2 separate regions of the Homo sapiens genome follow, and region 1 is linked to region 2. The links are chromatin loops, found by intact Hi-C in ENCODE. Cell type or tissue: IMR-90. All regions are shown on one strand.

Evidence for each region. A loop is a pair of places that touch in the nucleus more often than their neighbours do. Peaks named below come from ENCODE experiments on the same cell type or tissue, not always from the same donor. Only the 100,000 strongest peaks of a DNase experiment are listed, where the experiment ranks them.
Region 1: a loop joins it to region 2, with 3 times the contacts of the local background. A loop is called at or near these places in 5 of 110 quality-filtered maps.

Annotation. Positions count from the first base shown.
Region 1 is chr4:5,818,174-5,826,173 of GRCh38, forward strand. It overlaps CRMP1 (collapsin response mediator protein 1), which reads right to left. Exons shown (of 14, transcript NM_001014809.3): 13 at 7,321-7,486; 14 at 2,591-3,678. The coding sequence ends at 3,587. It also overlaps a transcript of EVC not described here. Among named protein-coding and RNA genes, the nearest start is that of CRMP1, 71 kb to the right of the region's middle. In IMR-90, CTCF peaks have their summits at 3,620 (motif pointing right) and 6,677 (motif pointing left); no DNase peak of the experiment used is centred here.
Region 2 is chr4:5,377,258-5,385,257 of GRCh38, forward strand. The region is part of intron 4 of STK32B (serine/threonine kinase 32B); the gene reads left to right. Among named protein-coding and RNA genes, the nearest start is that of LINC01587, 140 kb to the right of the region's middle. In IMR-90, a CTCF peak has its summit at 919 (motif pointing left); DNase peaks (open chromatin) are centred at 4,944 and 6,524; H3K27ac peaks cover 2,557 bases.

The sequences.
Region 1 (8,000 bases), 440 kb after region 2:
TTGGTTCTCATTCTCTCTCTTGCCTGCCATCATGAAGACGTGCCTTCTGCCATGATTGTGAAGTTCTAGCCACGTGGAACTGTGAGTCCATTAAACCTCTTTTTCTTTATAAATTACCCAGTCTTGGGTATGTCTTTATCAGCAGAGTGAGAACAGACTAATACACCAACAAATGCAGAGGGGCCAGAACCACCCCTTCCTGGGACATCAGAGCCAACAGTTAAGTGGTCTGGATTCCAAACTCATTTACTTAATGTCGATAGGTTGAAATTGGCCATGGCAAGAGACTTATGTTGAAACTTAATACCCAATGTGGCAGTACTGAAAGGTGGGGCCTGTTAGAGGTGATTGGGTCATGAGGGCTCTCCCTTCATGAATGGATTAATTCATTCATAGATTAATGTATCAGTGAGTCAGTGGATTAATGGGTTATCATGGGAGCGGGACCAGCAGCTTTATAAGCAGAGGAAGCGAGACCTGAGCCAATACACTCAGCCCCCTCACCATGTGATGCCCTGCACTGCCTTAGGACTCTGCAGAGTCCCCACCAGCAAGAAGGCTCTCACCAAATGCACCAGCACCACCCCAACCTTGGACTTCTCAGTCTCAAAGTCTGTAAGAAATGAATTCCTTTTCTTTATAAATTACCCCATCTCAGGTATTCAGTTACAGTGATGCCAAATGGACTAAGACAGAAAATCGGTAACAGAAGTGGGGTCCACAGAACTAGCAAACACTACAAACAAGGGCTTTCTACCCCACCCACCTTCACCCATTGTTCAACATTGATTTGGCAGCACACTTCTGGACCACTGAATCAGAAGGGTCAATCACCTGACTTACAACAAAGGCCCCACTGCATCTTAATGGGGGAAAGAATAGTCTTTGCAATAAATGGTGTTGGGTCAATGGGAGATCATATGGGAAATGGAGAACCTTCAGTCCTACCTTATATTGTACATAAAGATTATTGAGAGATGGCTCAGAGACCTAAATGTGAAAGATAAAACTTCTAGAAAAAACCCAGAAGACTACTGTGGTAGGCAGAATAACGCTCCCCGTCCCTGCCAACAAGATGACCACATCCTAATCCCTGGGCCTGTGAGTATGTTATGTCACATGGCTGGGAGAATTGGGTTGCAGATGAATGAATGAGAATAGCCTTCCCCTAAAACTTTCTGAGAAACTCTCTCTCCCTCCTCCCAAAATCTCAAGAGGTAAAAGGAAGTCACATGCCTTAAAAGGAGTGTTGCAGCTCAGTCTCCAAGAACTAAGGATTATCTGAGCTACCAGGTCTCCTGTCCCCTGTAACTGTGCCTCTTGGAGGCGCTGGGGAACCCAAAGTTCGACATGGGCTCTAGATTATGCTGGTTGGACAGTGGCTCCCATGACCTGGGAGTCAGGCAAGCACCCCGTCAGAGTCTGTCTTAGAGAAGGTGCTAGGGCTGCTTCTGCTTCCACTTCCACCCTGACAGGACTGAGGAGGCCAGGCCCAGAGAACAGGCTGGATAACTTCATCCTGCCAACTTTACTTTTCTGGAAGTTTCCCTTTAATAGTCCAAATGGGCCAAAGCCGAACATCAAAAATCCTTACCATCCGTTCTTGGTCTTTCCATCCAAAAATCCTTACCATCCATTCTTGGTCTTTCTCAGTAGTTAGTTAACCTTGTTTCAAGGAAGTCTATAACTGACCCTGAGCCAACACTTCTTTCAACCTTGACAAAGGTATCCACACGAAGCCGAGGAGCGGGGGAGGAGAAGGGTACATGAAAAGCCCTGCGTTGATGTGGGACCAGAGCATCCAAAGCCATCTGCCTCAAATGCCCTTGGAGCTCAGTAATTAGGAGCAAGGAGCTTTGGACTAGGGCCCAAAGTGCCTGGGTCCTGGATTCAAATCCTGGTTCCATCACTTCCTAAGTGTGTGATCCTAAACAAGTTATTGATCTCACTCTGAGTCAGTTTCCTCATCTGTACAATGGGGATAATAATCCCTACCTCATAGAGCACCTGGCATATAGCAACTGCTATACAGCTATCAGCCCATGTATTTGTTGTCATTACCAGCAACTTCATCACTATCACCAACACCACCATCATCATCACCACTATCGTCACCATCATCACCATCACCACCATCATTACTGTCACCACCATCATTGTCATCACTATTACTAACAACAGCTAATGGAAGCAAGCAACTTTGCCTGCTGTTTTTATCCGTCCTTTAGTGTATCTCTAGCTCATGGAAATGGAAGGAAGAAATGTGAAGTTTAGGAGATTGGAGCTTCCAGTCTGAGGCTGATCCATACAATACAAGAAGAAAGAGAGCCAGGAAAGGCCCAACAGGAGGGAATCAATGCAAGATTTGAGCCTATTTTGTGGAAGCCCGCCCATCAGCCGTCTTCCCTCTCTTCGCCTCCTTGGGTCTCAGGAACTCAGCCTTCAGAAGTCATGAACTGAATCTCTCCTCCCACCCCCACATCCACCAGTCTCTACCAAGAGTGAGTCCTCAGGAAGCAGCCACCACCATTCGTTATCACGCGGGGGGACTGCCAAGCATTCGTACCCAATCCAGACACCACCACTGAAATGAAAGTGCCCTAGTCAGGTCAGTGGGCAGTTCATTTTCTTTATTTTTTCACAAGCTTTGAATTCAGAAATAAGAGCCACAACAAGTTGGTTGTTAAGTAAAAATGGGAGTGATTACAAAGGAAAACTTTGTACAAAACTTTAAAAATCTGACTGCCCCGTCAACTGCCTCAGAGGGACCAGGACTCAGGCCACGCAGGGGCAGCCATCAGCCCCCCATCGTCAGCCCCGAATGGGGATGGGGAGACCTCTTTCTGAGTGTGAACCTGGCTCGGCCTGAAGCCTAGAGCTGGCTTGAAGAACACACACAGACCAGAAGACAGCACGGTGAGTTACAAGTGCCACGGAGACCAGGGTTTCTGACACAGGATGTGGAGGATGCTTCTCTGCAACCTAGTGCAAGGCTTCCCCTGCCATTCCGAGAATTCACGGATCTCACAGGTGGAGGTGGGGCGAGCTTCTTTCTAGTGTGGACCAGAGGTGGGGGCAATGAGTAAACATCTTCACTGTAAGGGTTTTGGGACTGCCCCTCAGGGCTTGAGGTCTCGGCATCGTGTCTCAGTCAGTCCTTGGCGATGTCCCCTCAGACGCACTCACAGACTTGCATACGTAATTTAGTAACATGCATCAACTATCCTAGAACATCTACAGGGTGCAAAGGAACCACCACTCAGAGAATCATGGAGCCAGTGGAGTTAGAAGTGGAAGGGACAGAACAAGACAATGCTAAAACCTGTGGTTCACTAGGAAGGGGGAATGAAAACACCATGCTCCGAGGTGGATTCAGCATGAACACAACTGTGGGGCAAGGAATTTCCAAGCAAACACACCACACTAGTACCACTTCTTCCTAAACAGAAAAGGGAAAGAGCATCCTTCGACTTCCCCCTCCCTCCATCAGCACCAACTAAAACTGTGGGTTTCAAAAACACTGACAGGAAAAGGGATGGACATGATTCCCAGAATCCTTCAGGCTAGCTCCTCCGCGCATCCACGTTCAACCGAGGCTGGTGATGTTGGAGCGGCCACCAGGGGGCGCCACGATGCGGTGGCCGGTGCGCCTGGGATTGTTGTCATCTATCTGGGCACCTGAAAGAGAGCGCCAATCGCTGCTGGATGGGATCTGTTAGCATCAGTTCCACGCTGCTCCTGGAGGCCATGTACTCTGCCATGCACTCCACTGGACCCACCTTCATTCAGGGCTCAGTCCAGGACCAGCCATGGGAAGCCTCCCTGGCCTCCACAGAGTCCACTGCTCCCTCTTCTGTGCCCCTCAGTCCCTGGGCTCCCCCCACCTTCAGCCCTGACCACCTTGTGGTGTTCTTGTCAAAATCCCCAGTAAAATCCGACATTCCTGAGACAGGTGATCAAACACTTACTGAGTGCCTACTGTGTGCAGGCGCACATTTGGTGCTTTAACATGTTACTGCATTTAGGGCACACAATCATACTATGAAGGGGGTGTTTGTACTCCCAACTTACGGGTGAGCAATTTGAGGTTCAGGCCACGTGTCTTGCGGGACACAGGTGTTGGGTGGGGAAGCCAGGATTGAAGCCCAAACTGGTTGGTTTTCAAAGCCCATGATCTTAGGCACACTGTCCCACACTCCAAAGGTATTTTACATATTGTGTGTGTACACATTTGTATATGCATGTGCATATGTGTGTGCATGTGCATGTGAACTCCGCAAGCTGGATTTACTTCCCTCATTGGCGATAGGTGGATCTGAAGGGGGGGGGGGTGGTGTGCAGAGGTTCTTAATTTTAATCTTTCAAAACCAACCATCCATTCTACTTTTACCTATTCTCTTGCATAAAGATGTAAAATTCTAGCAGCAAACCCAGTGCCTGGAGCTCAACAAATATTTATTAAATGAGTAAATCATGAAGGGTGGATAATGCTGAAAGGTGGGAAGGATAGAGTCCTTATCAGGGAGGGGAAGTTGAGCCGGCGGAACTGAGGAAAATCAAAAAGAGAAAGCAAATAAGCTGTAAGTCTGCCTTTCTTCATGGTCTACAACACAGCCTTCCTGTACTCAACTTATCACCAGATCCTCAGCTAACAGAAAAACGTAAGTAAGTTAGCTCACTGCAACCACAGCATTATCAGTACTGCACAAAGCCCTCTTCGGCACACAGCACAAGCACCATCCTATAAAATCTCCAGCAAGCCTTTGTTTCCTTGCAGTCGGCTCCTTTCTTGCTGACCTACCCACTGTACCCTTTCATACTTTTTCTAATACATCTGACTTTCTTTACCGACAACTGTCTTGGTGAATTTTTTTTACTAGCTGCAGAACACTGGCCCCAGGTAGTTGTCACCTGCAACAGGAAGGAGACTCAAGTTTCAGTGCTAATCATGCCTTGAATTTGGGCAATTTGGAGTAAGACACCACCCCACTCCCTTGGCCTCATTTCCTTTTCTGCACAATAAGAACAGTAGACTAGATGAGCCCCTTCCAACTCCAACATTACATGATTTGTCTATGTAAGCCACTAAGAATTTGGTTCACAGTAGTGACTTTTCTTTTCTCCCATTGTTTCACTGGTAGACAATATGTCTTCTTGCAATACAAGTCTCCCCTAAAGGCCTGGAATCAGGCCTAGCACTTAGTAACTTTTTCCTTACAACCATCTGTACCTTGCTGGTTGCATGTCTGTACTTTGAAAATACCTGCTGGAAAAAAGGACACTAATATGGTTTGGACTTTTGTCCCCCAAAACTTCGTGTTGAAATTTGATCCCAAAGTTGGAGGTGGGGCCTAATGGGAGGGGTTTGGGTCATGAAGGACAGACCACTCATGAATGGCTTGGTGTCAGCCTTACAGTAATGAGTAAATTCTTGCTCTATTAGCTCTCGGAAGAACTGGTTGTTAAAGAGCACCTCTGCCTTCTTCCTCTGTTGCCATGTGATCTCTGCACACGCTAGCTCTCCTTCGCCTTCTGCCATGCTGGAAGTAGCCTGAGGCCCTCACCAGAAGCAGACGCTGGCACCGTGCTGCTTGTACAGCCTGCAGAGCCGTGAGCCAAGTAAACCTCTTTAATTACCCAGCCTCAGGTAATCCTTTATAGCAATGTAAATGGACGAAAACAGACACTAACTCATGGTACAGCTCTATAACGTAACATACGCAGATATTAAAAAGGGCATCTGTGAGGTTGTTATGATGTTGGAAAGCATCTGTGTTGTTGGTACCAAATGAAGTCACCTATCAACCTGCCAAGAGGCTGGCTGACAGCAGTGGTGCTGTGGGCCTCAGGAGGACTAAGAGTGAAACTGAGAGAACAAGGGTGAGGAGGGGCCCTTCCAGGTGGCTTTTAACTTCATTGTTATTCTTGTTCTAAGAACAACGGGGAGGAGGATTTTCTGTCCATGTTTAATTGCAATTGTGCAGTGTTTAATTGCATAACTCCAGAACAGTGGTCCAGTTTGCAAACTCCTTGAGAGCTTGTGTCTTGTTGCACCCAGATAGCTTTTTCCCAGGATGAAGCCAATCCCTGGTTTGCTGATTGAGCATCACATGACTTTTAGCATTCTATTTAGGGTCCATTTTGTGCAAAAATATGAAACACTGGAAGCTCTTCCATCAAAGTCTTATGGAGAGTGAGATGAATGGGGAGGCCTCCTTGATTCATGCCTCCTCGGCATAATCACTGAATCAGACACTTCCTGAATGGATAAGAGGTTCTGCCACCACACAATCTGAATTCACACGTCATCCTCTCTCTCTCTCTCTCTTTGCCCCTTCCACTCTCTCTTTTGCTAAGCATATCGCCTTTCCTGACCAGGAATTAGCAAACGGGTCCATTGACCAAATCCGGCCCACCGCCTGTTTCTGTACGATCCATGACCTGAGAATAGTTTGTACATTTTCAAATGGCTATTGAATATAACATCCTAGATGTTGACATCCTAGATGTTGCCTCTTAGCTTACAAAGCCTAAAGTATTTACTATCCGGCCTTCTAAGAAAAAAAATCACCATACTCTTAGTACCCAGCACGGTGTGCAACCCATGCAACGCCTCAAAGAGTTTGCAGGACAAAATTCCAGTTCAACTTTCTCAACGTGTGCGTGCCTGCCCTCATGTGGCCATCTCACCAAATCACAGATACACTGCCCTGAGACCTTAAGAAAGTCAGGAGGGATCAGGTCAACATCTAATTTTGTTCCCACACATTTGTTGAGCACCAAGTCCTGGTATTTTGACACTGGATTTCTTGGGGCTTCCGTTTCCTCTTTAAATAAATAGGGTATAATGTTACTTTATGGAGTAGTGAGGATAAAATAAAATCATGGGTTATGAAAGTGCTTAGTACACTGCAGTGGGTGAACAGGCTAAAGACTTACACAGAGCACATGCCCTGCAAATGGCAGCTACTCCCATCTCTTGTTCATCCCCACCACTCCATGTTTACTTTCATGAGGAAGAGTGTGAAAGTGTCCCCAAATGTGTGTAAGGATGAGCACTGGGACAATTTTGGTACCTCTCTTTGTAAACCCACATCAGGTACCACCATGTTGCCCCCCTAACATGGACCCCCCTCTGCTTGGTGACCATGCCAGCCCACTCTGCCCCACCAGTGAGAGCAGGCTCGGGTGGGGCACACTCCCTTCCCTGCTTCTTCATCTAGTGTCCAAGGCCACGTGTCCATTTCCTCAGAAGCAGCAGGAAGGACTCGGCCTGAACTGCTGCAATTGTGGGGAGCCTGGGCCACCACTCTTTCCTACCTGATAAGCTGAAGTTGGACTGGTGGAGGTTTCTGATGGGTGGGGGCTGGTGTTTAGAAGGCGAAGATTTGGCTGAAGGAGCGGGAGTTGCATATTTGGGTGTAGCTGGTACCTCGTACACAGGACCGTCATACATGCCCCTGGAAACCCCTTGCAATCCAAAAACCTAAACAGAGGAAGGGAGAGTGTGATTGATCGACACTGTGCATGTGTGCCCTTCTGGGCAGATAAAGCAGAGCCCTGCGGGCGAGAGAGAAACCTGAGGTCACTTCAAATGTGCATGCACACACACACACAACACGCACACACGACAGGTGCACTTCACACACATGCAGCCGCACACAGGCATTCATACACACAAGCATGCATACACACACATCTACATACCCACATGCATACACATACAGACGCACACACCACGCACACGCACTCACATACATGCAGTCATGCACACATATATGCATGCACATGCAGTAACAAAACAGGCCTACACAGTAGCATACACGCGTGAACACGCACACACACTTAAATCACATACAGATCTTCACAAAGGCATACTCACATATGTATACACATGCATACATGCCCACACACACACTCATACAGGTATACACACCCATATATACACTTACACACACGCATACTCATACACACAAAGCTTCATGCAGGAGGACCCCAAA
Region 2 (8,000 bases):
GCAAAGAGTCTCAAATTAAAAATAACAGCAAAAGGGGTGAAATATTAAGAACTTACCTTCAAAGGGATTAGCTTCCCACATTGTGTTCCAGGCTGGCAGATGGTTAGAGAAATGGTTCCCAATTTCAGATTCAGGAAACTCTTTCTCCATGTCTGTCTTATCACAACACCTATAAGCGCCTTCTTACTCTTTTTGTCAATTCTTTTTCTTTCACTTAATGCACTTATTTTAAAGGAGGACTTTATATCAGTATCCTCAGTGGCAAACCAATCTCACCTGCTTTCCACAAAAGATATCCAGTGATATGGTTCGCCTCTATGTCCCGACCCCAATCTCATCTCAAATTGTCATCCCCATAATCCCCACGTGTCAAGGGAGGACCCAGGTAGGAGGTGATTGGATCATGGGGGTGTCTTCTCCCATGTTGTTCTGGTGATAGTGAGTGAGGTCTCATGGGATCTGATGGTTTTATAAGGCAGTTTTCTTTGCTCTTGCTCACTCTCTCTTGCCAGCCACCATGTAAGACATGCCTCTTCCCCATCTGCCATGATTGTCAGTTTCCTGAGGCTTCCTCAGCCATTTGGAGCTGTGAGTCAATTAAACCTCTCTTCTTTATGAATTACCCAGTCTCTGGTATGTCTTCATAGCAGTGTGAAAATGGACTAATACAACCATAAAAAATAAATAAAAACAAAATAGTAGTACCAAATTCTGGTTAGACTGGGTGCCCACCAAGGATTTGAGATGGATTCTACTCTCGCTTTGTATTAAAAAGGGTAGTGGGAATTAGCAAATGTTACTGAGATGTTAAAGACGTAATAGTACCAAGTTGAGACATTCTTCCTGACATAATTAGGAAAATTAAAAAGAACTGAAAAAGGAGTAACTGCCTCCCCGTCTGTCTGAGTGTTCATTCATGTCCAGTCCAGTAGCGCCCACTGGTGACAGCAGGCACTTTATGAAAGACAGACGTTAGAGGGGAGGGAAGACAGGCAAGGAGGGAACTGATGAGCGGGGACAAGGATGACAGTCCATGGTAACGGTTTTCACACTTGAGGCTGCAGATCCATCACTTGGATCTGCAAAAGGCAGACCAGTAGCCAAGCTCCTAGAGATTCTGAAGCCCTGTGCCTGGGTCGTAGCCCTGGACTTTGCATTTTATTTTATTTTTTTCCTTTATGACGTGAGTTAAATCATTTACAATTATCATGATTCCTGATACATTTGAACTTGTTTATTTCTAATTCCTATGCCCTTTATCTTTCTGTTTTCTTCTTTTTTTGCATTCTATAGTATTGATAGGGTTTGTTATGCCCTTTGTCTTCTCCACTGGTTTGGAAGCCCTTTTTTTCTAATTTTTATGGGTACATAGTAGGTGTGTATATGTATGGGGTACATGAGATGTTTTGATACAGACATGCAGTGTGAAATAAGCACATCGTGGAGAATGGACTCTGCATTTTAGTCAGCACACCTGCTGCTGGTTGGTGGAAATGTCTTTGAGAAACGCTGGCTGGGTAGATGAGTTTGTGACGGGGAGGGTTTCTTGGAGCCCCATCCCGAAGACTCGGGCTTCACTGCTGACTGGGGCTTGTGATCCTGGCACGCTGCTGCCATCCTTGCAGCATTAAAGGCGTCATCTGCAAAAGGGGTGACAATTCTACCCTGCCTCTGTGAGACCCCAGGAGATGGCTGACAAAAAGCTCTGTGGAGAGAGGTCAGGCCCTGGCTGTGCTGATGGTGAGCTCTGAAAGAGATTCCAGGGTCAACACTAAGGTCAGGGAGAAGGGAGCACCAAGGAGAGAAATCCCAGAATTTAGCCCTGAATGAGGCTGCCCCCTCCCTACCTGTTGGTCAGTGATAATGATGAGGTTGGTAGTAGCGAATGACTGGGCATCTACTGTATTCCTTAGGAGACTGTCGGCGGAGCTGGACTGGAACCCAGGTCTCCAAAGCCCGTGGCATCGGCCTTTGTGCTACCCCTGGCTGCCCTTCCCCACATTGCCTTTCTTTCCAGAACTTTCACCAGGGCCCCCTTGTATCCAGCACATGGCCCACACTCTCCAGCAGCCTTGTCTCTGTGCTGACTGCGTGCTCCCCTCCTTGATTTCAGGAAACACAGCTCCTCCCGGGCTCTCTATTCCCCAGGAGGTGTCCAGAGCAGGAGGCTCCCCCACTCTGGTACCCTACGGTCCATGGGATTCCCATCTCTCCACATAAAAGTCCTGTGAGAGAGTGCTATGGGATGGATTGTGCCCACCACCCCCAATTCATACATTGAAGCCCTAACCCCCAGTACCCCAGAATGTGATTGCATTTGGAGATAGGTCTTTACAGAGGTTATTAAGTTAAAGTGAGGTCATTAGGATGGGCCCTAATACATAAAATATGCCTGGTGTCCTTACGACAAGAGGCCATTAGAACACAGACACACACAAAGGGAAGACTGTGGGAGGACGCAAGGCAAAGATGGCCACCTGCAAGTCAAGGAAAAGGGCCTCAGAAGGAACCAACCCTGCCAACACCTTGATCATGGACTTTTGGACTCTAGAATGGTGAGAAAGAAAAGTCTGTTGTTTAAGCCCCCGGTTCGTGGTGTTTTGATATAGCAGCATTCTGTTCTTCTCCTGCTGCACTTGATAAAACTTTGGGATCACCTTGCTTTGGGATCACCTTAGCGATGACTGCCAAGCTGGGAACAGTTCAGAGCAGCTTAAGGCTATGGCACTGTGACTCCCAGGGCTGCAGCTGTAGCTACCACCGTCAGAGACAGGCCCTGAGGAAAACCACTGCCTCGATCACGGGGCTATGCTCACTGTGCAGAGCATCTCCCCAGCCCACTGCTTGCTTCTCAGGGGCAATTTGAATATGTTTATTATTCTGGTGAAGCCGCTCCTAACCAGACCCATCCTGCAGCTGGCTGTAAGCTATTTCATTATCTCTTCACTTAGCAGATAAAAAAGAAAATGGAACTGAACATGCTATGTCAGAGCAACCCCATCCCCATGGCCACGCACACCCTGATCTATTTAATCCAGGCCCTCGCTTCCCTCCCAGCCCTCCTCCCGAATCTCTCCAACGCTACCCAAGAGAATGCAAAAGGCCAGGCTTCTGCATTTAAAATTATACTATGAAATAGAAGAGCATTACTCTGAAGAGGTACAGGAATTTTCCTGATGCTATGTCTAATTTTGTGAACAGATATTTTGTTCACAGGACAAGAATCCTGTCCAAGCACCACACTAATGGGACCTTGAGCCAGCAACTTCTTGCTAAGCCCCTGATGGTGTGCAAAGCAGGAAGTGCAAGTCCCACCCCATAGGAGCAGCTGGGACTGAGTACCCATGACACGCAGATGCCTTTACCAGGGTGGCTGGTGGCACAAGGCCCCACATGAAGGAGGGTCCGTGTTTGATTTAATGCCCGGTACTTGCCATCGTGAAATCCTTAAAGCTTTGAACAAAGGGCCCTGCATTTTCTTTTTGCACTGGACTCCACCCATTTTGTAGCTGACACTGCTGTTACCTACAATCATGCAGTCCTTACAACAGCCTACAAGTAGAGCTTAGATCTTCATGGTGTGGTAAAGAAATTGAGACTCAGAGGAGGGAAGGCGCCTGTTCAAGGTCCTGCAGCTCATCATAGTTGTCAGTGCCAACGTCATCATTATCCTCTCCAGCAGCCCACCCGTCCTCCCAACTCTCTGGCCCACCGCCTGGGAAGCAATTTGCAGAGCAGTTACACAGTGTAAATGACCACGCTGATCATTTGTTTTCCTCCCATTCCTTGTCTTTCCCTACTGGAATGTAATCTCCATGCAAGTAAGAACTTGCCTGAGTTTCGTCCACTGTATTTTAAGTAGACAGTAGTGCCTGGCACACAGTAAGCTGTGAAAATGTGATAGAATGAATGGAAATAGATGATTTCCCAAGACTCCCTGGTTAGGAACTGTGCTGTGACCTTGGGTCCTTTATCTTCATTATTCTTTAGTTCTACACCTCAAGGAAGAACTGCTGTCCCTGTTTGATGGATGAGGAAGCTAGACTTAGAGCATTTAAGTCTCCAGGTCAGATTGTTAATAAGAGACAGAGCCAGGCTTAGAAACCAGGTCTCTCTGATGCTGTTGGAGGGAGCATTTTCTCATGGTATCTTCAGCTGAGCACCAACCAAGACAGCAGCTGCCCTCTCATCTGCAGCACTAACACAGTAACAATCCCCACAGCCCCAAGGGGCTTTCGATTGAATGAGATCATGCCCGTGCAGTAGCCAGTTCAGTGTGGCATGGAAAATGTGGTCAGCACATGCTAGGGGCTGGCCATCTTTGTCCCTCCACCATCCTATATGGGACTCTGTTTACTTCTTGCCTTCGCTACCCAGAGGTGTGGATTCAGGAAATAGCACATGGATTATTTGTAATACATTTCTTTTTCTGAAAGTGGCTCTGCCATATCTGCCCCCACCTTGCTCCCACCCTGTGTCCTTGGGGCCCTGTAAAGATGGTAATGGGTTCTGGAAGCAGCTGTCTGGGTTTTTAATCCTGGCTCTTCCATCACTTACTAGTTGAGTGTGGTAGTCAAGATTCTCCAGAGAAACAGAACCAACAGGATGTGTGCGTATGAAGGAGGGAGGGAAGGAAGGAGGGAAAGAGATTTATTTTAAGAAATTGGCTTATGCGATCATGGAGGTATAAGTTCAAAATCTGCAGACAGGCCAGCCAGCAGGAGACTCAGGAAAGAGCTGATGTTGCAGTTCAAATCCAAAGGCCATCTGCTGGCACGATTCCCCCTTGCTTGCGAGAGGCCAGTTTCTGTTCTGTTAAGGCCTCTGACTGGTTGGATGAGCCTGCCTGCATTATGGAGGGCAATGCGCTTTACTCAAAGTCAACTGACTTAAATGTTAATCTTACCCAAAAATACTCCCACTGAAACATGCAGAAGAATGTTTGCACAAATATCTGGGTACTGTGGCCCTGTCAACGTTAACTCATAAAGTTAACCATCCCGCTGGTGACCCTGGGAAAGTCACTCAAATTCCTTGAGCATAAGACTCCTTAGCTATAAAATAAACAAAATGAGTCAGCATATCCTACACCACAGAAAACTGCTATGAGAATCAAATGAAATAATACATGTAAAGTGCTGTGAACGGTGCCGGATAATACAGCCACAATGTCGCCTTGGGGTCATCTGCATTCCTCCAAGGGCAATTGGCTCCTTCCCTCTCATCTGTGTCCTCCTTCCCCTTGGGTGGCAGGAATGCAGGGAGATGTGAAAAGGTCCCCTGGTCCCTCTCTGTGGTCAGGGGTCCCGCTCTGTGGTCTTCCTAAAGAGCAAAATTCCCAAGAGTTCTCAGTAAAAAGACCCCAGCTTTTATTCCCAGTCTCAGTTTTACTGCTTTCTGTAAGACTCTGTCTGGTATTTCTCTTCTCCCGAGCAAGGTTTTCTTATTTGGAAATTGATCATGTTTAAATGTTTGATGTATTCATTAAGCTTTCACCATATGCCAAGCCTGGACTCATTCTTTTTTATGCAACATTGCATTTAATTCTCACAACAGCCGTTACAGACAGACATGATTAGCTCACTTTACAGATGAGGAAACTGAGGCTCAGAGAGGTCAGGAACCTGGGGCTATTGCTTCATACAGAGTTAAGGTCCCTTCCAGTGTCAACAGCCAGGGCTCTCTGACTCTTATGCGTTTTGGCAGCATGTCCCCTTGGAGGATACTCACAGAGAGATTGGGCCCTAAAAATAGCAATTCTTAAAATATTAATTCACCGGAAAGGTCTCCACGTCGACTCTGCTTTCAAACCAGGGCTCCCACATTTCTAGTAAAATCAGGAAAGAGAAATCTCTGGTTTTGTGGGGCCACCCTGGGCCCTGCAGTCAGCCGTGGGTAGGTGAGTGTGGGTGTCCGGGCCTGGAGGGTGCGTATTTTTCAGCTGATCTGTGCCCACCGCGCCAGCTTGTCTGACTCCCACATACGTATTCATGCTGTGCCTCAAGAGGTGATGCTCCTGCCCTCCCCTGTCACACGAGGCAAACTGAACATGCCTGGCTCCTGGTTCCACCTACCCCTGGGACTCAACAGCTGTGACAGTCATCCCAACCGGCTCCCAGAGGAATCCGAGCTGACCACTGGAGCTTCATGTTTTAATGAGGCTATGCCTATGTGCCAGAGGTTGGCGACTAAGAATTCCAAACAAAATCCTCCCCTGAACGAGCCCAGGACTCGTAGCATCCCATTGTGAGCCAGCTCAGATGATCTTTCTTGCCCAGAAGCAGAGCAGGCCTCTCAATCCTCAGGAGGCATTGGAACTGCACAGGGGCTTATGGGAAATGGAGGTACCCAGCCCTGCCACAGAGGTGGAGGCTGTGACCAGCCTGGGGTGCTGCACTGGTAATAGGGACCCTTGTTTCTGAAACCACTAGGCAGTGGACTCACCCTGAAAAGACAGGTGATGAGGCATCAGCAGGGGCAGGGCCATCCTGAGTCCTGGACCTCTGGGGCTGTGTCTGATTCATCCATTCAACTATCCACGCAGCTCTTTACTGAATGTTTTTGTGTCAGACTCTGTTGTAAGTCCTTGTGATACAGCAGTGGGGGGATAAAGTCTCTGCTGTCATAGTTTTATATCCTAATGGGGAGAGAGACACAACACGTGGATACAGTGTCAGGCATGATAAGGGCATGGAGAGAAATGAAGGAGGGGAGGTGATAGGGAGCGCTGGGGAGCTGGGCGATCATCACAGGGAGAGAGGGAGGGGTCCTGTGCACATCTAGGGAATGGGCCTTCCAGGCCAGGTAACAGCAAGGCAGAGGCCATAGCGGGGGACAATGCTTGGCTCAGCAGACCAGTGCAGCCAGACGAAGTGAGTGGAAGGAGGATGGAGGGGGTAGGCCCAGCTCATCAGGGCCCTGGAAGCCTTTGAGAGTACCTGGGTTTTACTCTACGGAGAAGTCCCGAGAAGGGTGTGGGCAAAGGCTGACAGCTCTGCCCTGGTGAGCATGGGCTGGAGAGGAAAGGGAAGATGCAGGAACTCTGGAGGGGAAAATGCTCTGCAGGTAGAAGCAGCAGGGTTTGCTATTCAGGCAGATGTGGGGTGTGGACAGTGTAGTCAATGGTGACACCGAGACTTGGGGAGTAAAAGGTGCTGGAGGTTTGAAAAGAGAGAGAATGCCCTCTAAAATGGAGAATGAATGAACAAGGAGGATATCCCAGGGTTGGGGCAGGTCAAAGAACCCACAGAGACACTGTTAGGGATTGGGGATTTAGAGGGAAACTCAATTCCCTGGTTGTATTTTTCTGCAGCCACGTTCAGCTGGGTGGGCGCAGTGCGGAGTCATCAGGAAGTAGAAATTAACCAGGCTTTGGGTTCCGCCAGGTGAACAGTCAAGGGAGTCGAGGATGTGGGAAGGCGTGACTTCAGTGAGAGACCATGGAGTGTGGGCTGGGGAAGTCGGTGATGACCCTGATGGATAGCAAGGAGGTAAAAGGTGGGTGGATTGTGGGTGCCCGTGGGACTGAAGAATTGCAGGAAACAGAAGGAAGGGGCTGTGACGATTCCAGAGTGGGATGTTTGAGGAGACAGGAGAGGCCAGGTGTGGCCATGGAGTGAGTGGCGGAGGCAGGTGGAGATCGAGATCCTAGGAGAAAGAGGAGTCAAGAACTTAAGAGGCCAGATGCCCAGTCACACGGTTGTTGCCATCACCAAGGTCATTGCTGGAACTGTGTTGCAGATGGCAACAGTGACCAGGAGTGAAACCCTCGAGTCGTGGTGGGACTTTTCCGAGCGTCCACAGGTGACTGCAACAAGGAAGGAAGAGACGGGTGACGTGATGGCCCCAGCTCTAAAGATGGTAGGGGTTGGGTAGGAAGGAGCAAGGGTGAGGCTTTCCCTCCTGGCCAGAGCTAGAGGGAATGGGGGAGAAGAACAGGAGGGTTTAGATTAAGGCAAGAGGGTGGGGGAAATGTTTGAAGAGAGGGACCTGATGCTGAC